Linked DNA regions of Homo sapiens: region 1 is linked to region 2. The links are chromatin contacts, found by Hi-C or POLR2A ChIA-PET in ENCODE. All regions are on one chromosome and are shown on one strand. Each heading gives the region's core, a stretch centred on a gene start or an enhancer-like site at or near the end of the contact. The rest is flanking DNA. Distances are from core to core; before and after follow the strand shown.

Region 1 (5,224 bases), core at 250-2,749, 200 kb before region 2:
CCAGGCTGGAGTGCAGAGGCACTATCTTGGCTCACTGCAACCTCTGCCTCCCAGGTTCAAGCCATTCTCCTGCCTCAGCCTCCTGAGTAGCTGGGATTACAGGTGCCCGCCACCACCCCCAGCTGATTTTTGCATTTTTAGTAGAGATGGAGTTTCACCATGTTGGCCAGGCTGGTCTTGAACTCCTGACCTCAGGTGATCCGCCCACCTCGGTCTCCCAAAGTGCTGGGATTGAGGCCTCCTGCCCGCTTTTTTATATCTCCAAGTGTAACCCATTATACTACTCATATATGGATTATGTGGCCTTCCTATATTCTCTCTTAACACTGTCTATATATCTTTAGCAAAGCATTTATTACTTTCTATTGCAAAAATCCAATTCCATGTGTGTCTTCTAAGTTGACAGTGGACTAGGAGGGAGGAAAGCACCAACAGATCCTTTTCTCCTTTGACTATTCAGCACCTGGCCCAGGTGTTGAGTAAATGAAAGACAGTATGTGTCAAATAAAATAATAAGACTTCACATAATAGCAAAATAAACTCTATTCTCCTAAGGCCTACTCTGAGAGTGAACAGGAAAGATTGGGCACTTGTGAGGAGTTAACAAGTGAACAAACACATTCTCTAACAATGAAATAACAGAGGGCTCTTTAAAATCTACTCTTAGATTTTTTTTTAAGCATTGGAAGGAATGGTAGAGATCATCTGGAGGACTCCACCCAATACTCTGCCCTTTTCTACAGGTAGAAAAATGGAGGTTATAAAATCTCAGCTGGGCAGGGCAGGGTGGCTCATGCCTGTAATCCCAGCACTTTGGGAGGCTGAGGTGTGTGGATTATATGAGGTCAGGAGTTCGAGATCAGCCTGACCAACATGGTGAAACCCTGTCTCTACTAAAAATACAAAATTAGCTGGGTGTGATGGTGCATGCCTGTAATCCCAGCTACTCGGGAGGCTGAGGCAGGAGAATCGCTTGAACCCAGGAGGCAGAGTTTGCAGTGAGCTGAGATCGCATCATTGCACTCCAGCCTGGGCAACAAAAGCAAAATTCTGTCTCAAAAAAATAAATAAAATAAAGACAAAATCTCAGCTGGGCACAGTGGCTCACACCTGTAATCCCAGCACATTGGGAGGCCGAGGCAGGCAGATCACTTGAGGTCAGGAGTTCAAAACCGGCTGGCCAACATGGTGAAAGCCTGTCTCTACTGAAAATACAAAAAATCAGCGCAGCGTGGTGGTGGGCACCTATAATCCCAGCTACTTGGGAGCCTGAGGCCGGAGAATCGCTTGAACCCGGGAGGCAGAAGTTGCAGTGAGCCGAGATCGTGCCACTGCACTCCAGCCGGAGCGACAGAACAAGACTCCATCTCAAAGAGAAAAAGAAAAAGAAATCTGCTTAAAATCCTACGCGTGGTTGGTGACTGAGACATAATTAGAGTCCTAGTTATTGGATACTGTGCCCCTCCCACTCCACATGTGTTGAAAAACAGAGCTGACCAACTGTGCAAGACGGACCCTTCGAGCACTAACTTCTGCTTTCACAAATGCAACTCTCCATTTAAAAATGCAAATCAGAGAAGAAACATCTCATGAGTTCTGCTTCCCTCCCCTCCTCAGTTTGTCATTTATTTGACCTGGTCACATCCGCTTCAGGACCTTTGCATCCTCTCCTCCCCAGTGCAAACATCACATCCCCAGGAAGCCCTTTCTTTATTATTCTCTCTCACACATACCCCGGGCCAAATCAGATTCCCCTCTCTATACCAGCAGGACACCCTGTATTTCTCCTTCATGGGATTTATCACAGCTTGAAGTAACATATTTTTGAGATTGTTTAATTAACATCTGTCTAATATATCCTCCATCAGATTAAGAGTTCATAAATTATGTCTCTAGAGATAAGGGGTATTCTAAAAGCACATCATACCAACCTGGGGGTAGAAATGGGATTGGTGTATTAATATCAAAACTATCCCTTTGAATCTACCCCACCTGCTGCTGTGGGTCCTTCGAACACAATTCCAGACCCCCACCCATCCAGGGTTCTAGGAGTCCCAGCGTATGCCTCCCATGGGCAAACCTGAGCCCTCTCAGCTCTCTAAGACATCTCACATTTCCTCCCTCTGGGGTGCGGCTCCCTGCAGCAATGAGCTGCTGAGGCCTCTGTGCGCTTAAAAGCCACCTTTGTGTTGTCAGATATGGTATCTGGGTTCCAATCACAGAGATTTTAATCAAATAGTTCTTTTGGTTTTTACTCCCAGTCCCTGCTTCCTAGAGCTCAAGACTGGGGTTGGCAAAAAAGAAAAAAAAAGAACTCCCCATCCAATCCTGAAGCAAAGGCTTGGATTATGCTTGGGTGCCTTGACGCCCTTTAATCTTGAGACAAATTCTTTTCCAGAAGCCTTCTTGGTGGCTCATCTAAATAATCCCCAGTACAGCCTACCAAATGAGTCTTCCAGTGACCCCAGGTCCGTGTGCATTAAAGTGAAACAGAAGCCAGGGCATGATAGTGAGACCCCCTCTCTATGAAAGAAAATTTTAACAAGTTAGCTGGGTGTGGTCACATGAGCCCGTATTCCCAGCTACTCAGGAGGCTGAGGCAGAAGGATTGCTTGAGCCCAGGAGTTCAGGTTTGCTATGATGGTGTCAGTGGTGTTCAAACCAGAGCAACTCCGTCTTGAGTGAGGACTAGGAAAATGAGGCTGGGACTTGCTGGGCTGCATTCCCAGAAAGTTAGGTATTCCTAGCCTCTAGGTATTTACAGTTAAGGGAACAGATTGATAACATTTACTAAACAGACCCAGACTTGAGAGTGTCCTGATATCTTGATATCTTCAGAACAAAGGCATTCCGAATTTTGCTTTATTTATTTTATGTTATTTTAATTTTTTTTTTGAGACGGAGTCTCATTCTGTCGCCCAGGCTGGAGTGCAGTGGCATGATCTCAGCTCACTGCAAGCTCTGCTCCTGGGTTCAAGCTATTTTCCTGCCTCAGCCTCCCGAGTAGCTGGGATTACAGGCAGGCACCACCACGCCCGGCTAATTTTTTGTATTTTTAGTAGAGACAGGTTTCACCATGTTGGTCAGGCTGATCTCGATCTCTTGACCTCGTGATCCACCTGCCTCGGCCCCCAAAGTGCTGGGATTACAGGCGTGAGCCACCATGCCTGGCCCAAATTTTGCTTTAAAGATAATGTTGATTCTTGCAAAATATAGTAATTAAGAAAATTAATCCTTTATCACAAACCCTTATATCAGAGCACGTCTCCCCATGATCTTTTTTTATCATATATATATATGAGTATTTTACCTGAGGTGGACGTTTTCCTCCCCTTACTTTAGGGAACGCCCTACTTTGCCTACAGAGTAGCTGTTCTCTCACCACTTTACTTTCTTAGTAAACTTGCTTTTTCTTTGCACTGCAGACTTGCCTTGAGTTATTTCTTGCATGAGATCCATGAACCCTCTCTTGGGGTCTGGATCGGGACCCCTTTCTGGTAACAATGCTGCCACCGCACTCCAGCCTGGGTGACAGCAAGACCCTGTCTCTGAAAAGATTAAAAATAAACATAACAAAAATAAAATATGAAGGGGAACAGAACTCAGTCTGAAGTTTGGACCATTGCTAAATTCAGAGAAAACAGCAGAATGTCAGTGCCTATAGTAATAGAGGAATAGCAAGGTCAAGCCTTTATCCTGGCTCAGAGGAGAAGAGAACCTCCTCTTGCACCCATTCATTCAACAGCTATACTTAAGAGCAAGGTTTTCTGGAAATGGCCTATGCACTGTCACTGAAAATCCCAGCCAAGGTCACTTCATGACTTGCAAATCTTGGCAGAGTCATCAGGAATATGCCCAGGCATATTCATAGCTCCCTGCAGCCTCGACCTCCTGGGTTCAAGCGATCCTCCTGCCCCAGCCTCTCAAGTATCTGGGATTACAGGTATGAGCCACCATGCCTGGCCCCCAATTTTTTAGATGAGGAAATTATTATTATTATCCCCAGTTTACAAAGAGGAAACAGGCATCGAGGACTTAATAATTTGTTGCAAGTCACATATCCTGGAGGTGCAGCCAGGTGATTTCAGAGTGTGTGATCTTAAAACGCTAGGCTAGGCTGTCTCCCCATTTACAGAGGTATGAACCTGGACTACTGTCCATGTGTTCTTCCCACAGCAACATGCCAAGGTAGAAAGAGGACTGGACTAGGTTCAATTGATCTGGGTTCTAATCCTAATGTTTTCTCTGTGCATTTTTGAGCAAATTAATCACTCTAGGACTCACCTTCCTTATTTGTAAACTAAATTCATCACTCTAGAACTCACTTTCCTTATTTGTAAACTAACACCAACTAACATAGGTTGATTTTGGTGCTGAAATTCTATGATGTACATGATATCAGAATAAGTAACATAAGCAAATCAGTGGAGAAAATTTGGCCATAGACACTCTTTCTCATCAAAGAGACCATTTAAAACTTTAAGGCAGTTTGTTAACATTTCCCTAAGCTAGAAACTTAATTTTTTTTGTTTGTTTTTTGAGATGGAGTCTTGCTTGGTCACCCAGGTCAGAGTGCAGTGGCATGATCTCGGCTCACTGCAAACTCCACCTTCCGGGTTGAAGTGATTCTCCTGCCTCAGCCTCCTAAGTAGCTGGGATTACAGGCGGGCACCACCATAGCTGGCTAATTTTTGCATTTTTAGTAGAGACGGGGTTTCACCATGTTGGCCAGGGTGGTCTCAAACTCCTGACCTCATGATCCACCCGCCTCGGCCTCCCAAAATGCTGGGATTACAGGCATGAGCCACCACACCTGGCCAAAATTTACTTTAAAACTCATATTTTGCCATCCTAGAGAATGCAATTAATATATTAATTTTTCCATTTAAAATTTTTATTTATTACACACATAGATAGATGATAGCCAGATAGATAGATGATAGATAGATAGAGAGATAGATAGACAGATAAAGAGATATAGATAGAGATAGAAATTTTCAAAACAGAGTCTTGCTCTGTTGCCCAGGCTGTAGTGCAGTAGAATGATCATGGTTCACTGCACCCTTGAATTCCTGGGCTCGAGTGATCCTCCTTCCTTGGCCTCCTCCTTCCTTGGCCTCCCAAAGTGCTAGGATTACAGGCATGAGCCACTATACCTGGCCTTTAATACATAAATATGTTAATTGAGAATTTACGTGCCATCCAAGTGAAAGTGACAGTTCAG
Region 2 (5,281 bases), core at 1,918-4,417:
ATCTCTACTAAAAATACAAAAAAAAAAAAAAAATTAGCCAGGTGTTGTGGCATGCGCCTGTGGCAGGAGAATCGCTTGAACCGGGTGGCAGAGGTTGCAGTGAGCCAGATCACACCACTGCACTCCAGCCTAGGCGACAGAGCGAGACTCCATCTTAAAAAAAAAAAAAAAAGAAAGAAAGAAAATAGATTTTAAAAAAAAAAGAAATGAAGTACTGACACATATTACAACATGGATATACTTTGAAAGCATTATGCTAAACGAAAGAAGCCAGTCACAAAAGACCGCATTTATGGTTTCATTTACATAAAATGTCCACAACAGTCTAATCTATAATGATAGAAAGTCGATCAGTGGTTGCATAGGACTGGGAGTGCTGAGGGAAAATGAAAAGCGACTGTTAATGGATATGGGGCTCTTTTGGGGGATGATTAAAATGCTGTAAAATTGAGTATAGTGATGGCTGCACAACTCTGAATATACAGTCGGCCCTCCATATCCATGAGTTCTGAATACATGGATTCAATCAATGAGGTACAGAAACTACTCAAAAAAAAATTATGTCTGTAAATGAACATGTACAGACTTTTTTCTGGTCATTATTCCCTAAACAATACACAGTATAACAACTATTTACATAGCATCCACATTGTATTAGGTAGTATGAGTGATGTGGAGATGATTTAAAGCATACAAGAGAATATGCAGAGTTTATATGCAAATACTATGTCAGTTTTATTCATTTTTCCTAGGAGACAGGATTTTGCTCTGTCACCCAGGTTGGTGTCCAAACTCTGGCCTCAAGAGATCCTCCCACCTCAGCCTCCTGAATAACTGGGATTACAGGCACAAGCCACTGCACCCAGCAACTATGCCATTTTATTTTAGGGACCTGAGCATCCATAGATTCTGGTGTCTGAGGAAGGCCCTAGAACAAATCCCCAACAGATACCGATGGACAATTGTAGTAAAAACCACTGAATTGTTCACCTGCAAAATGGAGTAATTTTTTAAAAAATTAATAAACCCACCAAACTGTACACTTTAAACTGAACTGACTAGTATGTGAATTATATCATCGTGAAGCTGTTACTCCTCCAAAAATGGTATACAACATGAGCAGGTAAAGCCACTAACATTAGCAGACCCTACAGGCCACAGGTACCAATCTGTTTACTTAGGACAGAAAAATCCCAAAGTTACAAATTCTTTCCAACCATACTCAAGCTGACTATTTTGTAAATGAGTATTTATGTCTGAAATGAAAGGCAATGATAAATCCAATGAGTTAAATCACTAAACTTAAAAATAGGTTGACATAAATATTCAAACTTCAAATGCCCAGGATATTCCAATTTTCTATTTCATGTGTTTAACTACTAGATATCGTCTCAATAATATTTACATGAATGTACTCTGTAAACTGTAATGCTCTATAAAAAGTTTTATTATTCCTAAATTCCCTTAAATGTAATTTAATGGTTTCCAGTCCTATATAAGTCATTCTACCTTTTGAAGAAACTCTGAAACACAAATATCCAATCCTTTCTTAGTAAAGCATACATCCTTCCGTGATTCTGGCACCAAAGAAAGTGCATAATTTACTTCAGGATAGAGAATCACAGATAAAAAGGAAAACAAATCTGATTATCAAACACACGATTACTATTCTCTCATCACCGGATTACAATTTAAACCATTAAGCTGAAGTAAATGTTCATGAACACAAGAAAGGGGGGAATTTTTAACAGTTTTACAATGACGTGTCCCCCTCTTCCTCATTTAATGAAGTACTAAACTTAAAGGCTATTCTGCAGCGAATCTGCCTCCTAGAAAGAGTCCATCCAGGATGCTGGCAGAGGGAAAAAGATTAGAAACTGTGCGATCTGGATTATTCTTGGTGTCACGGAATATTTTTTGAGTCCTTTATGGACATGGAATAAAAATGCCCAAATGGAGCAGAAGAGAGGGCTCGGCTACCCTGATCACAAAGCTCCTGGGGTAGAGTCAGCATCCAGCCCTGGCAGAGCCCTCCCTGTCCTCCTTCCGCGCCCCTAGACCATCCCGTCGCGCGGTCCCTGAGGACCAGCTTCGCGAGGATCCAGAAGGCGGTCACTGGACGTGCCTGTTACGAGCCCGTTTTTGTTTTGCTTAAGAAACAGATTCCGATCCGAGCAAAGCCTCCCTACCTCCCGGGGAATAGGGGGAGATGGCAGCACGGTGCCGGCGTGGAGAGCGAGAATAAAAGAACTGCCGAGTACAACCTGTCGTGCAAGCTAGCAGCGCCGGGAAGGAAAGGTAAGCGGCGGCGATAAGGCACGACAGGGAAGGAAACTGGTGTCCAGCGCCCCCCCCCGCCTGCCCGCCACCCAGAGCGGCCGGAGCCTCCCAGGTCCCGCCCCGAGCTCGCCGCCCAGCCCCGGCGCCGGCCGCAGACTCCCGCCCTACACAAACCCTCCCAGGACGCGCTTCCTCCGGAGCCGGACCCCCGCCCTGGCCTCCCCGCGGGATGAGGCGGGTCAGTTCAGTCCGCTTCTCGGCAGAGGTGACTCGCGCAGAGATGTAAACACGGAGAGACCAGCTGCGCTCGGCCCATCCCCCCCGCCGGGGTCTGTAACCTCTTCCCTCAGCCCTGCCCCGCGCCCCGCGCTCCCCGCGGGCAGGCGCGCAGCGCGCCTTCCCCTTTCTCCAAGTCCCGCTCCGCGACCGTTGCCTGGGGACACTCAGCCCCCTTCCCCCAGCCCCCGGCCGGTGTCACCGCCGCAGCCGCCGGAAAACCCCTCCGCAAACCCCGAAGCAAACAACACAAGCGCGGGGCGGGGGCGCGGAGGGAGGCGGCGGCAGTCGGGACAGCCAGGCTTTATCGCCGCGCCCTTCGCGCTCCCTCTCACCAGCCTCGGCTGCCCGCGCTCTTACCTGCTCTCCGCGACGCCTGGGAAGACCGCGGCGTCCTTTTCCCTCTCAGCAGGGCCGCGGACTAGCCGCCGCCGTTGGCCGAGCGTCCGGAGGGAGCCGGGGCCTCCCCAGCAGCCCGAGCCGCTCCACAGGGAGAGAAGGAGACAAAACAGAGGCTCGCCGCCCCGCGCAGCGACCCCCGCCCGCGCCGCCCCACCGACCCCCAACCGCCTAGGCGACGGCGGCGACACAGAGCTTGGCGCTGGGAGCAATGGTTGCCCCCGCCCCGCTCCGCTCCCGGCCCCCTCCCTCCACCCCCCGCCTCGGCTCCTCCCCCTCGGCCTCCTGCCGCCTCCACCAGGACACTGGAGTCCGCCTCCCCCTCCCCGCCAGCTCAGAGTGCTCCTCCCCTCCCCACGCGGCGGGGGGGCGGGGGCGGCACCGCCAGTCACCGCAGCGCCTGTCAAACGCGGGCCGGCTATTTATACCCCGCGGGGCCCCGCCGCCCTCGGGCCCCCACCAGCCCGCCGAACCTGCTTCTTTTGCTGTCTTGAATCCCGCCCTCTTCTCCTCGCCCAACTTCTCCCAAACCCGCCTTCCCAGGTAAAGACGCTCGTCACTTGTCCGGCTCCTTGCCCAGGGCTCCCCGATCTCGCTCTCCACTCCAGCCCCGGATTGGTGCAGGGGGCTCTGCCGCACGGGGCAGGCGTGTGAGGCCGATGGGGCCGCGCGTGCACCTGCAGCGCCCGCCGGCTTTCCCCCGCCGGCCGGGACCGCACGCACACACCCTCGCCACTCAGGGCCCCCGCAGGCCCCGCCGTCACCGCATCCCCAACTCAGGACTCTCGCCCTTCTCCGGAGACGGCCCCACAGTCGGGCAGTCTGACAGTTACAGGGGGGCGAGGTTTTGCAAAAACTCCTAGCCCGGTCTTTCCAGTTCCCACTCCTCAGCCTTGGCTTAGTGAAAGGTGGGGGTTCGGGCAGGAGCGCGACGCCGGCCCCGCCCCGGCCGGTGACGCACGTGGCGCACCGCCCCGCCAGCCTCGCGCCCCTCGGCGCCGCCAGCTCCTCCTCCCCGCTAGCAAAAGCCGGGCGTAGTACACCCGCGACCCCGCCCCATTCCCAGAAATTACCACCCGCCCAACAGCCCGGCCGCGCGGCGGTTGGTGCCGGCGTTTGCTGGCTGTCGGGTGGCTGGGCCCAGCGCGCAGCTGCGGAGCGCGGCGGGCGGCCCCTTGGAGCTGCCCGGGGAGCTGCGGGCACTCGCACCTAGCCATTGTCGCTCCTTGCGCGGTCCGCAACGGAGAAGTAACTCAAGTCTGAGTGTTGTTGGTGCGAGAATGAGAGAGTGTTCTGGTGTGGGAGTATTTTGGCCCAAGTGCCTGCGAATTCGAAAACGAAAACCCAGCAGTGGCTGCACGCTTCTGGTTTCCACACTTTCACACAAAGGGGAGCCTTCGAGCGGGGCACTCTCACGCGCCTTCAAGTGCACAAAAGCCAATGACACGGTGCCGTGGGTTGCCCTGTGTAGGAGCGTCTCTTTAATGGGCTTTGTAGGCACAGTTAATGCATACAAACGCCTCAGTCTATTTCTTCACCACCACCATTCCCCGCCGCGGCGTTTTCTGTATTTGTTTCTTTAACAAAGAGCACAGCCTGTCCGGTGCGCGCGGGGCTCCTTTTGCTCCCCTCCAGGGCTCCTGCAGCCTCGCCGCGATGGACCTGGCACCTGGCGCGGTATTCACCAGCTGATTTCTGGGCTCCAGCGTTACCCTTTTTACGGCTTCACAACCAGTCTGGAGCAAAGAAGAAACACTGAGGAATATAAGTGATAGCTGTTCTCTTGAAAGGGACGTGGGAACCGTGGAAATCACCCTAGAGTAAGGCTCAAATGTCAGAAAGCTGCAGGAGGCTCCAGATTTAAATCCCTGAAGAGCCTAAGAATGTAATGATCTCTTTCTTTTGTTAATACTGCTGTTGCCTCTATTTTCTTGGGGGTGAGTCTTCTCTTCCTTTCTTAAAAAGCAACTCTGGGCCGGGCGCAGTGGCTCACGCCTGTAATCCCAGCACTTTGGGAGGCCCTGGAGGGTGGATTGCCTGAGGTCAGGAGTTCGAGACCAGCCTGCCTAACATGGTGAAACCCCGTCTCCACTAAAAATACAAAAATTAGCTGGGCGTGGTGGCACACGCCTGTAGTCCCAGCTCCTCGGGAGGCAGGAGAATCGCTTGAACCCCGGAGGTAGAGGTTGCAGTGAGCCGAGATCGCAACACTACACTCCAGCCTGGGCGACAGAGCAAGACTCCTTCTCAAAAAAAAAAAAAAAAAAAAAAAAAGGCCGGGCGCGGTGGCTCACTCCTGTAATCCCAGCACTCTAGAAGGCCGAGG

Evidence for each region. A loop is a pair of places that touch in the nucleus more often than their neighbours do. ChIA-PET counts read pairs that join two places held with the same protein, here RNA polymerase II (POLR2A). Pooled maps may share reads with other maps.
Region 1: a pooled map shows a loop between it and region 2 (7-fold over the local background). The contact joins the enhancer-like site here to the promoter of ELF2 in region 2. A Hi-C loop is called at or near these places in 1 of 37 single-sample maps with no recorded cell type and 4 of 50 pooled maps. POLR2A ChIA-PET finds 5 or more read pairs at or near these places in 2 of 52 experiments (GM12878 and PC-9).

What each region holds. Positions count from the first base shown.
Region 1 is chr4:138,976,117-138,981,340 of GRCh38, forward strand. All of the region lies in intron 2 of LOC105377448 (a long non-coding RNA gene), which reads right to left. Among named protein-coding and RNA genes, the nearest start is that of NOCT, 37 kb to the right of the region's middle. RefSeq lists an enhancer at 1,109-1,930. Within about 2 kb of position 1,500, at least 4 of the 41 ENCODE cell types and tissues checked have a DNase peak (open chromatin) inside an H3K27ac peak, as active enhancers do; they include PC-9, where a contact is called at or near this core.
Region 2 is chr4:139,174,051-139,179,331 of GRCh38, forward strand. It overlaps ELF2 (E74 like ETS transcription factor 2), which reads right to left and starts at 3,168. Exons shown (of 10, transcript NM_001331036.3): 1 at 2,917-3,168. LOC105379412 (a long non-coding RNA gene) reads left to right here and starts at 2,105. Exons shown (of 4, transcript XR_007058273.1): 1 at 2,105-2,298. RefSeq lists an enhancer at 2,139-2,188, silencers at 2,789-3,748, 3,759-4,138 and a cis regulatory region at 4,505-4,629.